Regions from separate parts of the Homo sapiens genome. Here region 1 is linked to region 2. Evidence: chromatin contacts called from ENCODE Hi-C or POLR2A ChIA-PET data. All regions are on one chromosome and are shown on one strand. The core of a region is the stretch at or near the end of the contact, and the rest is flanking DNA. Distances in the headings are between cores, read along the strand shown.

The links. Hi-C counts contacts between places; a loop is a spot of excess contacts on that map. ChIA-PET counts read pairs that join two places held with the same protein, here RNA polymerase II (POLR2A). Pooled maps may share reads with other maps.
Region 1: a loop to region 2 is called in a map of psoas muscle, with 2.3 times the contacts of the local background. The contact joins the enhancer-like site here to the promoter of ZNF397 in region 2. A Hi-C loop is called at or near these places in 1 of 168 maps with a recorded cell type or tissue (psoas muscle) and 4 of 50 pooled maps. POLR2A ChIA-PET finds 5 or more read pairs at or near these places in 3 of 52 experiments (GM12878, HepG2 and OCI-LY7).

The regions. Positions count from the first base shown.
Region 1 is chr18:34,878,579-34,882,461 of GRCh38, reverse strand. It overlaps DTNA (dystrobrevin alpha), which reads right to left. Exons shown (of 23, transcript NM_001386795.1): 20 at 2,743-2,911; 21 at 261-393. Among named protein-coding and RNA genes, the nearest start is that of DTNA-AS1, 110 kb to the right of the region's middle. Within about 2 kb of position 1,986, at least 3 of the 41 ENCODE cell types and tissues checked have a DNase peak (open chromatin) inside an H3K27ac peak, as active enhancers do.
Region 2 is chr18:35,239,261-35,243,273 of GRCh38, reverse strand. ZNF397 (zinc finger protein 397) reads right to left here and starts at 2,240. Exons shown (of 4, transcript NM_001135178.3): 1 at 2,165-2,240; 2 at 390-883; 3 at 1-122. The coding sequence starts at 803. RefSeq lists a silencer at 2,059-2,188 and enhancers at 1,978-2,503, 2,449-2,558.

The DNA of each region.
Region 1 (3,883 bases), core at 737-3,236, 360 kb after region 2:
GGGAGACGGAGGTTGCAGTGAGCCAAGATCACACCACTGCACTCCAGCCTAGGCAACAGAGTGAAATTCTGTCTTAAAAAAAAAAGAAGTATTTAAAATGTTTACTGTCTAAAAGACACGGATTAAGGAGTGAAATCAGTGTATTTTGAAAAGGGAGGGTGGAAGGAAGAAGGCTCTGATTCTGCAAGTCATGTCAAAGACCCAGCTACCAAGGGGTTGAGGCAGAAGAGGTGGGGTGGGGTGGGCCTGGATCCCTGTACCTGATAAGCTTCATCTTGCAGCTTCTGTTTCAGGTATTCCTCCATCTGGAGCTCATTCTCCAGCTGCCGGACAGAGTCATTTTCATAGTTTTCATCTTCAGGCTGCACATAGGGATCTGCATCCTCCGTAACCCTGAAAATAAACCACAGATGACATGTTAGAGCAAATCTTAAAAGAGAATTACAAGCGGGATTCATGTGTGAGCTGTAGTTTCGTTGGCACCTTTATTTCCCCTTAGTTCTCCAAGTCACTTTCATGTCTTCTTTAGTAATACCTAAAAAAAACTTGGAAACATTTTGGAGGTTTGAAGCGATATATGATCAAGGTATTTTCATACACAATTTTTTTATGGCAGTTGCGATCATTGGTCATTTATCTTTTCCTAGGGTTTACTGGAATGGGTTGGCCCTTTAAATGTTCTATAATTTAAAAAATGGCAAACATCTTTTGAGGGGATACAAAGTTTTCCCAATCTGAGGGCTCTTTTTATTCTTGTTTAAAATAGAACCCAAGATCACTTTCTGTGTGGAGAGTGAGCCCTCTAGTGAAATAATGCTTAAGGACATTTGGTTATAATTTAACCTCTTTTGTGTTACACATACGCACATACATGCACATACACATATGCATGCATACCACATTCATGCCTTATTTTTATAGAATTAAGTCTTAGAATATCAGCTAGTCAATGCCAGGAGGGCTACTAACCCATAACTCTTGACCTTAGCTCTAAATCTGAAAAAAAAAAAAAAAAAAAAAAAAAGCATTTTAATTATCCAATTCCACTATCAAATAAATAGATAAAAATGACCTCATTCCCTAATGTGGGACTCTGTCTCCATCTATTCATCCTAGACTATGCAAAGCTTTTCATGGGGCTGGACATAAACTCACTACCTAAATCATAGGACTAAAAGAGTCTCAGGGTAAAACACAAGTACATGTTTAGACAATAGAAATATTAAATTATTCCCTAAAATGAAATAAGTGGTCAAGAAGAAGTTTCTAGGTTGGAACTTAAATGTCGTTGTTTGCGTTTATTTATAGCTGTACAACATGTTCTGGTTATTTTTGGAGGTTTGGGGCCAGGCTAAATGGGTCTGCCCAGGACTCTGTTAACTTTCCTTCCCTAACTCCTGAGTCACATGTTGGTAGCTGGTACTGCTACTCAGCATACCAGGGCTAGCAGATTAGGGTGGCCTCAATAGTCTTGGATTTTAGAATTAGGACAAGGAAATTCTAGCTAACTGCCATATAAATGCTTAATAATAAAAAGTCAAATAGATATGAATTTACCAGACAAAACAGATGACAACTAATTCACCATTTTGAATAACAAATCCAACAATTCTAGAATACAGAAGAAAGGACAAGAAAGCAAACTATATTAAGCAGCAGCGTACTGCCATGTTAAGTCCCATGATAATGGTTTTGTTTTGATCCTACTCTCTGCTGCTTCATAGCTGACTCTCAGACCACACCTCTTGATAATTCTCCATGATTACTGATTGTTTATTCACTGCTTGGATGGAGAGCCAAACACCAGAAAGGCCTCTGTTTAGTTTCTTCTCTGAGTCTTTAAAATGGCCAGTTTATTTTTATAGACTAGTCTGAAGTACTTTTCATATTAAGCAACATCACCCTTCTGAAGTATTTTTAGCATTCAGAAACTCCCTCCCCCAGCTTTTGGGTCAGCCTTTGCCCACATTTCCCATAACTCCATGAACCATGGTCATTTAATGGGCCACTTTCTTCATTTCTTTTGTTTTTCTCCTTTTTCTCCCAAGTTGGGCTCTGCAGCTCTGTCCCAGCTTTGCCTTTGTTTCTCAGCTTTGGTTTTCTCTGTTGACTAATTTGAGCTGATCCAGGGTCACAGAAAGTCTAGTGGGGACGTTACTGATGCTGCTGGTTTCTGACAAGCTCCAGAACTGGGTGAAAACTTTTGCAAATAAGTCTTTGGAGGGTCAGATTCATACAAATTCAACAAGTCAACCAAACTGGATTTCTTTATAATGAGATTTTATACATGTACTTATTTCAATTCCAAATACTTATGTGATGTTGTTTACACCAATTCTGGACAGAGACCTCTCCAATGTCATGGTATCCTCTAAGTGCAAATACAATAAGTTCAGAAGATAGGATGATTTATCTCCTGAACTAGTCTGTGAGTCCTAAAAGGGTGGCAGCAGTTTTTTAATACTATTTTGTATAGCACTAGCAATGTGCCTTGGGCAAGGCAGGCTCTTGATAGGCACTGGTTGGTTTAGGTTATTGATAACTCTCTGGAAATTGTAAGAGGGGAAATATTACAATGCCGAATTTAAATGTAGCACCCTTCTATATCTCTGGCAGAACAGAAAACTATGTCACCCCTTCTGAAGGTTAAAAAAACCCTAAACAATTATGCTTTTACTTTCTTATTGTCTCCTACAGATTGTTTTGTTACTGAGAAAATGCTTCCAAGCGGAAGATACTCACATGTCGCCACGCATGGTACTTGTGGTAGCTCCACTGTGAATGTACCCAGGTTTTCGGGCATGGATTTGCGCTAGAAAAGCCTTTTCAGAGGTTGGTGAGGGAACAAGATCCTCAAACTGAGTCCGTGCAAATTCAGAATCCACATTACTCTCTGTTTCACTCCCAACCTCTAGCAGATACAATTGAAGAAATAAAGAATGACTCGTTAGATTTTTTTATGACCTGCAAATAAAGGAGTAGGCTTCACAAATCAACCTGTGCTGTGTAAAATGTTAACCAGTTATCATATTTTAATCAAATACATTTTTATTGTTTCAAAATAAGAATTGATATTGACATGAATTACTATAAAATCATTTGGTATACAGCATTTTTAAAATCTCAGAAATGTTATGAGGAATTTTTGCCATCTTAGTAACTGACTTAACTCTTTAAGACTTCTACTTTTTCCTTTCTGTAAGAGACTTAACTAAAATTGTTACTTTTGCTTAATATTACACTAATTTAAGAACTATGAGTTAAAACCTAATCCTAACCATAAAATATTCACCTAAAATGCTTAAAATATGAACTTAAAATATTAAGTGAACCCTATCACTTAATACTTTAAAGAATTATGAGTATAAACTAACAGTACTTAAGACTTCTACACCAAGAATAACTTTGTACTCATCATTTGCTAGGGCAGTGGTTACCTGCCATTAATCATGATGTATTAACTACTATCTTTTTATTCCGTTTGGTAATCTTAATCTAAATTAGCAGCAACAATTTTCAATTGAGAGGCTTTAAGAAAGCGAAGTCCAGGATTTTTTTAAAACTGAAGTTTTATTTCTTATAGTTGCAATCTCAGCTGTAAGACCATAGTCTTGCCAGACAAATCTCTTGGTAGGTCGGCCTTAAGGAATAGATGGAGATGTATTAGTGACTGGTAAGATATTTATTTGCATATTCATACTGCTAAAGTTTTGAACACTCTTTGTAGTATTAAAAGGATAAAAAGTCTCCTTAAATTTTATGCTATTTATTTCTGGGCAGATCTATCTTCAGAGACATTGCAAAGGTAAATTTCAGTTTGAAATTCAAATTTAAATGATCAGGCATTCCAAATTAATGAAACCTAAATAGATAAGGGCTGGGA
Region 2 (4,013 bases), core at 991-3,490:
GGTTTCCAGGATTTCAGCTGTGTCTTTAAGGGCTGGAGGTGGATGTCTGTTGACTCTTGGGATGCTCTGAGACATGTTAAATCCTTCCATGGCACTGCTGGTCCCTGTGGACTAGCTGGGACCTGAAATCAGTAAAATATGGTTAGCTTTGTGAGAAAATCCCTAAGAAAACTTGCTTAGTAAAAATCTCAAAGAGGTCAATGATGACATCTCCAGGGATGAAGGACAGGGGAAAAAGACCATTCAAGGGTATAGACAAGTATGGCTCTATTAGTCACTTCAGGTTAGGGTTCAGTAGAGACATAAAAATTTTTATCCTACTGTTATGATACCATTACATGCTCCAGGCTGTAAATTCCTTTTCCCACATCACTTTTCTCCGTTCCCACCTGCTGCCCTGGGTCATCAAACTCCCTCTCTAAATCCTCCAACAGGGTCACAGCTTCCTCGCCGCTTTCTGGATTATGTTGCTGAACCCAGATCTGCAGCTCCTCAGGCAGAATGCTCAGGAACTGCTCCAGTACCAGCAGTTCTAAGATCTGCTCCTTTGTGTGCAACTCTGGCATTAGCCACTGATAGCAAAGTTCCTGGAGTCGGCTCAGAGCCTCCCGGGGCCCAGGTGTCTCCTGGTAGCAAAATTTTCTGAATTGCTGACGAAACAATTCTTGGCAGGATTGAGTACTCCCATTCTGCTTAAATTTCTCATCCCAGGAAAAGTTATCTTCTACTTTCACTAGTATTAGTTCTTGTTCCGGAGGATCCTGAGGTATCAGGGTTGAAATCACTCCAGATTCCACAGCCATTCTTGGCTGAAACAGCTTAGCAAAAAGCTCAGTACAACTGGTTCTGTGCTTGCGAAGGAGTGTGAGTAATCTCTTCTTTCCTGAAGGATATAAAAGCAGTTAACTTACAGCAATCAATAAAATCTCTAAGTACTTGTAATAAGAAAGATGAGTAACTTTAGTAATATATTGAAAGGGAGTAGATTTGGGGCTATCACTAAATAAAACAATAATGTGATGATAAACTAAAAATCATTAACCTCAATTAGTGTCTCCCATTATGAAGAATTCCTACCACTAATGTTAGAAAAAACTATTTTAGAAGCCTAAGAATGTGAATGCAACATTAACATCAATCACATAGTGAGAAAATTTCCTTTCCAATTCTTTCAATTCTGATTGTATCAAGGAGAAAAGTCTATCTTTAACATGTATGTATTAATAAAACTTGTAGAACTCTCTTTTAAATAAAATACAGGCTTCAGAATCAGACTTCCAAGAGTAAAAATATTTAGGCAGAATTTAGTAATACTGATTTTAAACATTTATTTTTACTTACTTTCTATCTAAAGCAAGTAATGTTGATTTTCATTTAAGGCAGTAATAACGTTTTTTTAAAAGTTCACATTAAACATGAGTTGATGTAAATATTGGATATTTGTCATTTGATCGCATTTGGTGTTTACCGAATTACTTCAACAAACACTGAGGCACTTACTGAGCATTAAGATTTTTGCTTATGAATAAACGAGTCTACAGAGGAATTGACCAAGAACCAAGACGTATCTGTAAAATGCTTACCATGTGTTCAAAAACATGATAGGTATCACATACACAAAAGCAGCAAAGAGATCCGTATCAGTTCTGAAAAAGCTTAGAATATCCCAAGACTAAAAATGTTCAAAAGCAAAATATGGTAACAAATAGGTATTAAATGTTGTGACACAGACCAAACTTGACCTGCTTTTAGGATGGCGAGATATCGATAGGAATGTATGCCCTTAGTTTGTCAGGACAGATGAGTAAAATTCATTCCTCACACTACGGTTAACGTTAAGAGATGAATTAAAATATTTAGCCTACAAATTTAAGGTTTAACCAGTCCGGCCGCACTAACTAACTAACTAACTAGCCCTTCTATTTTTATATCCTTGGTTAAACCGCAGCATTTACGAAGTCACGGGGTCAGCGGAACTGCGTTTTCCTTTGGAAAGCAGGAGTTTGAGTGCTGGCCTCCTCTGAGTTCCCCAGTCGCTTGGAGACGCCGCGCGGGCCAAAGGGCCGCGACCTGGGGATGGGCAGGCCGAGGAGCGGAGCTCCTCCACTGTCCGGCGCGCGCTCCCAACCCCACCTCCCTCTTCCTAGGGGCCCACGTCCCTCACCGCGAAGCCCAGGAGCGGCCAGGAAATGAGCCACCCACCCCGAGCTGCAAGCCACAAAGACCGGAAGTGCGCGTACGCAGTGTTCCGCTCTCGCGCCCTTCGGGTCCTCCGCCGCCCCGCCCCTTGCTCTGAGGTAGCCAATCAGAGCCGCGGGCTCTACAGTTTCCACCGCCTTCTCCCGGTAGCCGCTAGCCCGGCGGAATCTCCAAGGCCAGGGGAGGGTGCGCTAGGAGTCAGGGGTCCTTGTGAGCGGCGGCACCTGGAGGGTCCCGCATCTCGCCTGGGCCGTTCCCACCCTGGCTTTCTCCTGGCACCACCCATCATTGTTGGTCTCAAGTAATTCCCGAATCTCACTCCCAGTTTTCCATTAAAATATTCAGATTTTCGGCCGGGCGCGGTGGCCGAGGCGGGCGGATCACGAGGTCAGGAGATAGAGACCATCCTGGCTAACACGGTGAAACCCCGTCTCTACTAAAAATACAAAAATTTAGCTGGGCATGTTGGCGGGCGCCTGTAGTTCCAGCTACTCGGGAGGCTGAGGCAGGAGAATGGCGTGAACCCGGGAGGCGGAGCTTGCAGTGAACTGAGATGTGCTGCACTCCAGCCTGGGCGACAGAGCGAGACTCTGTCTCAAAAAAAAAAAAAAAAAAAAAACCTCAGATTTTCCTGTGATTCCAGTTCTTTTCCGACAAAAGTAAATGTAAGGATGAATAGGCTGAACAAAAACTAACAGTCACTTATATTGCTTTTGCCTATGAGTATCACTGGAGCCTTACAACAGTTCTGTGCTGTGGCTATATAATCCCAAATTTACAGCCGTAGACATCGCCCAAAGTCAGGCAACTTGTGACCAGGGACGTCCACGTCCCCATAGTTCAAGGAGACTGGTATCGTAGACTCCTGGAGCCTATCTTAGGGTCTTCCCGTTCTTCAGTGGAAGCTTGCTGGTATTGTCTCACTGTTTAAATTTTTCTTTGGCTATTTAGTCGGTGAAAAATGATGCCTCATGTTTCAACTTTGTGAGCTTAAGATAGTCCCCCTTCATGTTTACTGACCATTTATGGTTCTTCAGAGATGGCTTTTCCCATTTAAAAAATTAAGGGAGTAAGATTTTTCTTTTTTATTTGTGAGAATTTTTTGCTTATTAAGGATAGCAACTCGTTTGTTGCAAATCGTTTCCCATTTATTTGTATTTATTTTTAAAACGTTACATTTTACATGTTTAAATGTTACATATTTTTAAAATGTTATATTAAAAAAGTACACAGGATAATAACAAAGCGATACATACATACATAGAAACAAATTCTCCTTTGTGAGCCAAGACTTAAAACACATATTTGAGAAAAATGTTCGTTAGCATTCAAAGCTATTAGTGACTCACTAAATAATTTTATCATTGTGAAATGACTACAGCAATTTTACAAAGCAAAAAACCAAATAATATTAATTTGTTTATAAATTATCAATTGCTTCATAATGAACCACTTCAAGACTTAGTGACTAAAAACAGCAGATGTTTTATTGCTCACAGTTCTGTTGCCAGGAATTCAGGAAGGGCTTAGCGGAGATGGCTAGTCTGCTTTATGATGTGTCAGCTATCTTCACTTAACTGGGGTGGAAGGTCCAAGATGGCTTCACTCAAATTGCTGAAGTCTTGGTGTTGCCTCTTGGTTGAAGTTACTTGATTCTTCTCCACAAGGCCTCTCTCCATTCAGGAGTTTAGCCTAAGCTTTCTTACATGGTGACTGGCTTCCAAGAGAGTTAAGGAGGAGGAAAGATGCTAATTCTCTTAAAGCCTGAGTCTGGAACTGGCATTATATTTTTCTGCAGTATTCCATGACAGAAG